Linked DNA regions of Homo sapiens: region 1 is linked to region 2. Evidence: read pairs that join two places in POLR2A ChIA-PET (ENCODE). Cell type or tissue: MCF 10A. All regions are shown on one strand. Links, peaks and the distances in the headings refer to the core of each region. The heading gives the core; the rest is flanking DNA.

Region 1 (5,383 bases), core at 251-5,250, 53 kb after region 2:
TCTTAAAAAATGCATAAGGGACTGCAGAAACTAACTCATATATAGAAAACAAACTTTCTCGAAAGATAACATAAAAATACAAATAGTTAAGTGTGTTTCATTGTCTCTTTATTAGTCAACCACTTTCAGCCAACAGAAAGATCATAAAATACCTACCTACCTGGCAGGAATATTCACTTCTTTATTCACACTGGCAATTTTCCCAGCAAGTTTAATATAAGATCTCTGCATAACAGACACGGTTCTGCCTCCCTTGAAACAAGAACTGCAAGGGTTGTCTGAAGTAGATTTAGAGGCATTTAGATTTCAAAACAGTGCATGCCTCAAAGTTAATTTTCATTATATTCAAAAGTAAGTTTCTAAAAACTTTTAAACAGAAAGTGTTATCATCTCTGAGCCTTTAACCTATTGGAGACAGTATCTAAGCTATAAGGGCAAGATATTTAGTAATTTTTAGAACTGAAAGGAAATTTAGACATCATCTAGTCCAATGGTTTCCAAATCCTACCATCAGGAAGAAAAGAATCTCAAAGGCATAACAATTTATATATGCAAAACAAACTCTTACTTGTGTGTTTTCCTGTATCTTCCTGCACATGAAATACTATGCCTTATTAGTATTCTATCAGGAAAGGATGTGACATTTCGTTATGCATTTTATATTTAATCACATTTAGTATGTGAGTATCCATTTAGATATGATTAAAACTATTGGTACGATTTGGGACTTAATGCTTTCTAATTATAGAAACTTACATAATATATCCAACCCTAATACTTTCAGAGTGATTTCATACCATCTCATTTATATTTCACTGTCTAGTAAATTTGAAGTAATACCTGGGTGACCGATGATTTTTAATAAGGCAAGAGAAGGATATCCAAATTGGCATATTTCAGCCGGGCACAGTGGCTCACACCTGTAATCACAGCACTTTGGGAGGCCGAGGTGGGCAGATCACCTAAGGTCAGGAGTTCGAGATCAGCCTGGCCAACATGGCGAAACTCCATTTCTACTAAAAATCCAAAAATTAGCTGAGTATGGTGGCTGGCGCCTGTAATCCCAGCTACTCAGGAAGCTGAGGCAGGGAGAATTGCTTGAACCCAGAAGGTGGAGGTTGCAGTGAGCTGAGATCATGCCACTGCACTCCAGCCTGGGCAACAGAGCAAGACTCCATCTTTAAAAAAAAATTGACATATTTCTGGAAAATACCATAAAGTATATCATAAAGCTCCAGTAGTTAAGATTATTTGGTAGGAAGGCTAGTCTTAAAACATTCCATAATTGTTTCAGAAATGCAAGAGAATACCATTTAGTGCTTTTTAGTACAAGAAACTCAATACAAAATGTTTCCCTCGAGCTGACTACATTCTATTTTAATGAACAGATAACACTCAGTTTATTTATTTGAAAAACAAGAAACACAACAAGAAAACAGCAGGTATCTGAGGAATATTAAATGTCTCCCCTAACTTACTGTGTGCAAGTAAATTTACATACGTAGGAAATTCTTTAAATATTTAGAAAACCCCATTTCTATACAGATAGACAAAAGTTCTGAGCAATCAGGTCAAAATAATCTCAAATTAATAAGAGTTGATTGATAAATGTTTGCCTTTGTACATACACAAAAGCAAACAAAAGTTAGGCCTACTTTCAGTTTCAGACAATATAATAAATTGAAATTAAATACAAATTTTGACTCTCCTTCCTAAACTGAATAGATCCTTAAAAAGCAGATATATTTTACTTGTGTATTCACTCTTTTAAATTTAGACATCAATATCACTAGAATAATGTTTTTACACAAGATCACTTTTAAATTCAGTAAGAAGTTTTGTTATGTATATAAGCCTAAAATATGTAACCATTTATAACCAATTAATTTTACTGGAGGGGTTTCCTGTCTTCCCGAAGTTAATCCTTACCAACTAAAATTAGGAATTTTGAAAAAAAAAATCCATAAAAATTTCACAAACAAGCTTACAAATGCATTATCTAAGGTGCTTAAAATTAAACTCCATATTATGAACAACATTTTAAAAATTTGTATAAAATGATAATGTTTTGTTTAAAGAGGCATACTGAAAGCTAAGCCAATTTTTCACAGGAGGTGATTCTCCAACATTATTTTAACTTTGATGTGTGAATTTACTTTAGAGGTCCCTGGTCTATTTACTCTTTCTGACAGCTTATATTTTTCCGGATGCTCCTCAAACAAAGATTCATTCCTCATTCTTGCATCCTGCTTTTCTCCTTGTACTACTGCAGCCTTTCTTCTGTCTTTCCCTTTCTCTTACAACTTCATTCTCTACTTCTGATCCTGTCCAGATTGTACTCTCACTGCAAACAGTAAATTGAATAGAATACATCAGAACGATTTTCATAAAATTCACTTTTCCAAAACTACTCTGCATAATTTTATTCAAACTTTTGTTGAACATCTCTTGTATGGTATCCAACATGGTCACTCACTGTTTCTCTACATACTTCATTTTAATAGATATTAGCACTTTATCTCCTTCCCGAATCGTTGTAAAAAACCTTTACACAGACCCAGCAAGTTTCAGAGTTTACACACAAAACATCTTACTTTTAAAAAGTACCTCAGACTAATGAAAAACAATGTTCAAACTGACAGAGCACTTTTCTAATTACATTTGGTCATCTTTCAAGGCCCAATTAAATCTTTTTTTAATTTAAATAATTATTTTTATTTAAACTTTATTTTAAAGTTAAAATAAAGATAATATAATGTTGCTTTTTATTAATGTCTAAAGGCATATTCCACAAAAGAAACTGTTTCACATCAAATCTGTATTAATGAGAAAAAACAATGGGATTCCCTTAAAACAGTCTAATTTCTCATAAGGATCTGTATTAATCAAGCGAAGTCAGACCTGTAATGAATTCCAACCTCACATCTAAGGGGTTTTATTTCCTTTTGTGGTTTTAAATCTTGGTATATTCACAAGTTAAGCTCTACTGCGTCTGGCAACACAAAAACCCATCTGTATCTCTTTCTAATTTGGATCCAGTAACCTTGTAAAACAAACCCAGGGAATGGGTCCTGATGTAGTAACATGGCCTATCCTCCCAGACCGAACCAATTTCTCATGCCTGGGTGCTGCATTATATCAGTAGTGACATTTTAGCCAGTAGCCTGAGAGACTGAAAGCCTGTGATCTCCTTAGGAAGGGCTTTATGTCAAGGCAAACTATTTCTTCTGGTCAAATCTTATTTGGATTATTTCAAAATTTTTTGCTTGACATTCGGCATGTCATTTGTGCCACAGCTGCCATAGATAAGATGTGTCTTCTGTTGCTCATTTCAGTTCAAAGAGGAAACACGCAATCAATTAGCAAATACACCTCTAAAAATGTACTCAGTGAGAGAAAATTGCTAAACCACTGAAGCAAACAGCCCTTGACAGAAAAGAAAAAGATCCATGAATCATCTAATGCAAATACTGGCATTATTACAAAGCACAATGTTCACAACTATCTAGTATCACCCAAACAAAATGGTTTCTAAAATTTAGGTCGTTAAAAATAAGATTCATTAGATTCCTTATTTTCCTCCATTGAACAGTGTTAATTTTGTGATGTCATATTTTCCATATGAATATATTACGTTTTTACACACCACTCCACATTCATTAATTCAGCTAACATCTATAACACTCCCACTGTGTGCCGGGTACCACACTCTATTTCTCTTATTCACAACAATAATACTCTATGAGAAAGTGATACCTGGCCCACTTGAAAGATTTGGTTCACAGAAAAAAAAGAAAAAAAAAAGCCATAAAGTCTCTCCCAGAAACTCAAATAAAAATATTAACTTCCTCACCAGAATTGGCAATTGCAGACACAGTGCAGCTGGTCACTTTTCTGAGAAAGTTACATAAGCAAAAGCACAAATCTCTATGTGGGGCCTTCAAATGGCCTATTTACCATGACAGCAGCATTAACAATCAAGTTTTCAATATACACATGAAGAAAAATAAATAAAAAATAATGCTCCTTTTTAAAGGATAGTAGTAATAGCTAACATGTACTGAGACTCAGGCTGAAATCTAAGCGGTCATTATCTCATTTAATCCTCACATCATCCCTAGGGAATGGACATGATTGTAATCTCCACTTTACAGATGATGAACTGATGAAACTGAAGTTTGCATTACTCAAGATCACTCAGCTACTGACAGCTGGAACTCAAACCTGAGTCTGTCACCGTCCAAAGCCTGCACTCTTGATCATCACATTATACTGCTTTGTTTACACTCACTCAATTGCAGTCTAATGCTTTTGAATGTCTTATAAGGTTACTTTTTAGAACAAGTTCCTCTTTAAACTACCATTTTGATGATACATATAGAAGTCAACAAATAAGGATTTTACTTGGAATTGGTCTTACAAGTTTAAATTCTTGGATGAGAAACAAAATCCATCTGAATGAAAGCCCTGAATGTCCACAACAATGGGTCAGAAACTCACTGGAGCTTCAAGAGACCTTGAGAGTCATACAGGCCAAATTCTTCATTTTAGGAATAATGAAACAAATGCCTTTTGAAAAACATCTATATTCAATCTAAACTACTACATTCCCAATTCAGAGATACTTGTGAGTTTTTTTCTCCAGTCATTTAAATAGAAAATCTAACATTTCTAACATTTCAACATCATGCACAAGCAAGGTATCCCTTTTTGAAAGCACTGTAAGAAAACACAAACTCCATGACATGAAGTCAGATCACTGCAGGGCTATTTATTACCAGCTGAAAGCTTGAATATTATAATAAGACATGTTATATAGAAAGCTATAAAATGGCATCCATAACTATAGGAACTCAAACTCAAAAATAGCCATCTCTTCCTTGAATTAAATTTACATTCATTTGGGTCAACCAGCAGCTCAGCTTCATTTCATCGGTCATGTCATGTGACTGAATTCAAGCTCATTTCAAGGGAAAGGCCGTTCTATGCTGTATTTAGAACACATATCACTGAGCAGACAGATGAGTCTTTATAGGCCTATCCAGAAACCTTGCTTTAGTTGCTAAGAAACTACAATTTTACCGTATTATAAATCATTGGAAAAAAGCTAAGCCAGCAGAGATTAAACATGTTAAGATCAAGAATCTCTCACCTATTGTGCAAAATGAAACTATGCTATTACCATAAACTGAATAGCTAAAATTAGCATTAGGCTTCTTTAAGTCATGTTGACACAGTCGAAAAACTGATAAGACAAATAAGACTAACTCTACCCTGCCTTCCACAGTGGACTCATGCTTAGAGGAAAACAGGAAAAATACCCAATACACTTAGCATATTCAATGCTAGAGACAGAAAAAATGTTTCCTTCCTGACCCCTGCA
Region 2 (5,383 bases), core at 161-5,160:
GTGACTCTAGAAAGGGTGACCCTCGCCATGCACACATCCGAGGATACAGCTACTACAGTAACTGACCCACGTGTCTGGACCTCTGCAGGGAAAACTCCAGCAACCAGAGACCCGGGCCTGCCTCCTACTCACCATGGGCATCCCGTTCTCCTTCTTGCGCCATATCCAGTCTGGGTGGGGGTAGCCAACTGACTTGCAATACATAGTGGCATCCTGCCCTTCATTCTTGTTCTCACTCCGTTTATGGCCAGTGATGTCAGGAGCGGCTGTGAGAAAGCGTTAGACGCAGTTACCACGGAAGTCTACTCCAAACAGGATACAAAGGCCCCACCTTCTGGCTCAGAGCCCTGCTTGTAATGTAGTCAGTCTTTATGCTTACTGTCATACTCAGCTTTGATGAAGAGCATTTCAGGTCAGAATAGGGTAAAGGGACCAAACCCATCCTCTACCCCCCACCCGCTAAAGATGCCCAGGCAGATACCAGGGTTACTAATATATGAGGCTCTACTAATGTAGGTGATTCTCCAACCTACTGGAAAAGGATGCAGGTCCAACTGCCCTCAATTAAGCCTACCTTTAAAGAAAATGCAAACAAACACTATTATCTCTTCTATCGGCCCAAGTTTTTTCTTAAAACACCTGCATGAACAACAGTTATGCATCCTGTCAAATATCACACATTCCCTTAAGGAAATGAGATTCTGAGATAAAACAACTACAATCAAGTCCTATTACAAGGTATGTAAAAACAATGAATGCTTGGAGAAGCTACTCAATAAGTAACAATGACCAAGGCTCTCCCAGGAAAGAGGGAATCCAGAAACTGGTCTTCACAAGGAGGAAGAAAGGAATGAACAGGAAATTCAACCAGTGTCCCAAGAGATTTTTTTTTTAATTGAATGACTGATTGAGATGGGGTCTTATTCTATCGTCCAGGCTGGAGCATAGTGGCATGATCGCTGCTCACTGTAGCCTCAAGCTCCTGGGCTTAAGTGATCCTCAGCTCCCGAGTAACTAGAACTACAGGCACATGCCACTACACCTGGTTAATTTTTAAATTTCTTGTATAGACGGGGTCTTACTATATTGCCCAGGCTGGTCCTGAACTCCTGACCTCAAGTGATCCTCTCACCTTGGCCTCCCAAAGTGCTGGGATTACAGGTGTTTGCATCTGCACCTGGCCCTAAGACCTTTTATTAACAACTTAAGAATCTGCCTTGGACACCTGATTTGCAACAGTTTCCTAGACTGAACCCAATATAGAAGGAATTTCAAGACATGCTAGAGGCCGTTGGTCTTCTCTATTTATAGGGATCACTTAGGAAGAAATAAACAACAACTGTAGTCTAAAAATTAAGTAAGTTTCAAGGATCAAAGAAGCCTGAGATAAAAGCGAATTCTTTGGATTTAGCTTTATTTTATCATAACTATATTACCCGCCAATGCTTCACCAGTTACAGTAATTTTTTTGGAGACAGAGTTTCGCTCTTGTCGCCTAGGCTGGAGTGCAATGGTGTGATCTTGGCTCACTGCAACCTCCAACTCCTGGTTTCAAGCGATTCTCCTGCCTCAGCCTCCTGAGTAGCTGGGATTACAGGCATGTGCCACCATGCCCAGCTAATTTTGTATTTTTAGGAGAGATGGGGTTTCATCATGTTGGTCAGGCTGGTCTTGAACTCCTGACCTCAGGTGTTCTGCCCGCGTTGGCCTCCCAAAGTGTTGGGATTACAGGCGTGAGCCATCACGCCCGGCTAATTTTGTATTTTTAGGAGAGATGGGGTTTCACCATGTTGGTCAGGCCGGTCTCGAACTGCTAACCTCAGATGATCTGCCCGCCTCAGCCTCCCAAAGTGTTGGGATTACAGGCGTGAGCCACCACGCCCAGCCGGGTTACAGTAATCTGAGAGCAATAAAAGTCAAAGCAGGCTGGATGTCACTCTGTTATCCAAGATAGGAAAGAGAATCGATATGCCTTGGTCCCAATTCCAGTTTTGTTGGTTCTTTCGTTATTCTGGGCTTTGCTGCTACAGCCATTATCAAATGGAGACACCTCGTGTCCTTGTCTACCTCCCAGTGTTCTTGGGTAGATGAACAGGATGTCAAAACATTCATCTTGAGACTGTAGAAGCCTGTACTATTGCATTGGGGCTAATCTCATGTTCCACCTTTGACTGGCTTGGTTTTTCTTGGCTTAAAAACAATGCAAAGTCCTACTAGTCACAGAATGTGCTTCCCAGGCACAAACTGGTTTTAGACTCACCCTCCAGAGGCACCTGGATGGGCATGCACTGGGCAAGGCCCCAAGCTGTCTCTGTAACCAGTCCCTGCCAAACTGAGGCCTGCTGAGTAACACTCAGTGTGAAGTGTTTTCTAGATAGTACGTTTCAAAGGAAATATCTTTTTTTTTCCAGGCAAAGTTTCTTACTACAGAAGGAAGTGGTCAACCTGGCTCTATCTCATTCCCACAAAGCCGAACTTTTCCCACAGCTACTCAGTCACTTCTTAGGCTGACTGTTCAACCTGGTCACCCTTTCTCAGAGCTTACTTCAGTCCATAAATTCCAAGCACTCCAAGGAGCAGGCTCCATAGCCACACAGGACCCAGCATGCCCGAAGGGTTACCATGTGCTGCTCCAGCCAGCCATGCTTCATTCATCTGGCAAACACCTGCTGAGCACCCACTACACACCAGATATGTCAGACTGGTTGGGTAAGGCTTTTGTGATGAGATGAACTTTAGCATGGTCGTGAAGAAAATAAGGGAGTATATACAAGGTTCCTGACCTGTGGTAAGTAAAGAATGTATTTTTTCTTTTTTGAGATGCAGTCTCTCTCTGTTGGCCAGGCTGGAATGCAGTGGTGTGATCTTGGTTCACTGCAACCTCCACCTTCCGGGTTCAAGTGATTCTTCTGCCTTGGCCTCCCAAGTAGCTAGGATTATAGGCATCTGCCACCATACCTGGCTAATTTTTGTATTTTTAGTAGAGATGGGGTTTCACCATGTTGGCCAGGCTGGTCTCAAACTACTGACCTGAAGTGATCCACCCGCCTCAGCCTCCCAAAGTGCTGGGTTTACAGGTGTGAGCCACTGCGCCTGGCTAAGAATGTCACTTTCTAACAGGCCAGGAACCCCAAGTTATCTTGGGACCTCAAGAGGAGAGGAATTTGCCCAACTCGTAAGTATTTGAGGGTACAAACCCATGGCTGGGCTCGACTTTTTAACAGTCTTATCTGAGATTCTTCATGGAACAGAGTTCTGTCAAAGCCAATTTAAAAAGCCTAAGTGAAAAATAACTACTCTTGCTGCACTTTATGCAAATAATCAGGCCAAGTACAGTAAGAATAAGTTTATTTTATAAATAAATCAGTTCTATCATGATTTGTTTTTAATAAAAATGGGGACTGGAGAGAGAAAAATTACGCTTCAAAAGAAAAACTATAGTATACTGTTGTTAGCTGTTCTTGAGGTTTTTTTCTGCAGTTTAGATGAAATTCTAAATTCTTTGTGGGTTGGAAGTCCCCAAACTAATGCTTTCAAATCTTTGCTTTTAAAATTGGGAATTGTACTCCTCATCCTAGGACTCGTTATTTACCTTACAGTAGGCTGTTCACTTAAACACTGTAGTAAAACTATAGATGAGAGTAGTAATGTTTTTCCCACACAAGCCTTGGAATCCTAGCCAGGCCTGCATGAGTACACTCAGACAGTTACAAGGTGGTTCCACTCTTCTCACCTTGGGGTTCACTCCCATTCCCACAATGTCCCCTATCAGCAGGAAGAAGCCAGAGTGATCTACGGCCTTTTGCCATCTTCAGAGCCTACACCTTAAGATTAAGGTGTTATAAAACCCAAAGGGAGAGACTGAAACCGTCTTTGCAAAATTATGACTGAGACAGGGAAAGAGATCGAACTTAACTGCTTCATCTTACTTCTAACCTCCAAGCTGTCCTTGTTCACTCCTGGGCGCAGGCTGAACTAACTTTGGGAGAAACTTATAGTTTAAACAAAGATGGTAACAACCCTTTCCCAAAACAGACTCCCTTCTTGCCTGGGGACTAGATTGCCTTTGTAGAACTAACATTAGACACAAGATTAGAAATTATGGTTTAGGAGTCATGCAGCTGGAAGCTACAAGATTCTGACCCTCCCTAAACTGCTCCTAAGATCAGTGCTTGAGATATTTTGCAGACCTTGCACTTGATGGATCAGCTGGCCCCACCCAGATCAATAAACTGGCTCATCTGATCCTGTGACCCCCACCCAGGAACTGACTGAGCACAAGAAGTCAGCTCTGACTCCCTGTGATTTCAGCTCTAACCAATCAGCACTCCTGGCTCACTGGCTTCCCCCAACCACCAAGTTATCCTTAGAAACTCTGCTCCCTGAATGCTAGGGGAGACTGATTTGAATAGTAATAAAACTCTGGTCTCCCAGCAAAAAAGAAAAGAAGGGAGTAGGTCACACATATCTGTAGGAAGAACACTCTAGGTCGAGGGAAATGCAAAGGTCTTGAGGTAGGATTGTGCTTGTTATGTACAAGGAACAGCAAAGAGGATTTGATTGGAACATAGTAAGCAAGGAGAAGAGAGCAGGAAATAAAAGAAATCAGAGAGACTGGGGACCCAGATTAGACAGGACTTTGTAGGCCACCATAATGACTTTGGCAGTTACAGTGAGTCAGCCGGGAAGCCACTGGTGAATACTATGTGCAGGTATAAAATGATGGGTGTGTTTTAACAGGCTCCCCGTGGCTACTATGTGAACAAGAACTGCAGAGACAGCAGTGGAAGCAAGACCAAGCAGGAGGCTATTACAGTAACCCAGGCAAGGGAGAGGCTGGTTTCCATGGGGGCAGTAACAGTGGAAATAAGGAGAAATGGTGAGATTCCAGGTATATTTTGGAGGTTGAGTTAACATATTTGCTAATAGATTGAATGTGGACTGTGAGAAGAAAAGGAGTCAAGGATGACACCAAGGTTTTGGCCTGTGTAACTGTGAGAATGGAGTTGACAGTTACTAAGATGAGGAAAATTGCAAAAGAATAAGAGTGTTTTTTGTTTGCTTAATCTTAGTTTGTTTTGTTAAAAGACTGAGAAACAGTGGTGGTAAAAACCAGAAGGTCAAGGTCTAGAACATGGTAAGTTTAAGATACTTATTTAACATATGGCTAGGTGTGGTGGCTGGCTAGGTGCAGTGGCTCACACCTGTAATCCCAGCACTTTGGGAGGCCGAGGTGGGCGGATCACCTAAGGTCAGGAGTTTGAGACCAGCCTGGCCAACCTGGTGAAACCTTGTCTCTACAAAAATACAAAAATTAGCCAGGCATAATGGCAGGTGCCTGTAATCCCAGCTACTTGGGAGGCTGAGGCGAGAGAATCGCTTG

What was found. Peaks named below come from ENCODE experiments on the same cell type or tissue, not always from the same donor. Only the 100,000 strongest peaks of a DNase experiment are listed, where the experiment ranks them.
Region 1: POLR2A ChIA-PET joins it to region 2 with 5 read pairs; 10 of 35 experiments call an interaction of 5 or more read pairs at or near these places.

Annotation. Positions count from the first base shown.
Region 1 is chr15:73,626,055-73,631,437 of GRCh38, forward strand. The region is part of intron 1 of NPTN (neuroplastin); the gene reads right to left. Among named protein-coding and RNA genes, the nearest start is that of NPTN, 4.6 kb to the right of the region's middle. In MCF 10A, for the core only: no CTCF peak of the experiment used is centred there; no DNase peak of the experiment used is centred there.
Region 2 is chr15:73,573,530-73,578,912 of GRCh38, forward strand. NPTN (neuroplastin) reads right to left here. Exons shown (of 9, transcript NM_012428.4): 5 at 133-266. Among named protein-coding and RNA genes, the nearest start is that of NPTN-IT1, 6.7 kb to the left of the region's middle. In MCF 10A, for the core only: no CTCF peak of the experiment used is centred there; DNase peaks (open chromatin) are centred at 262, 2,262 and 2,582.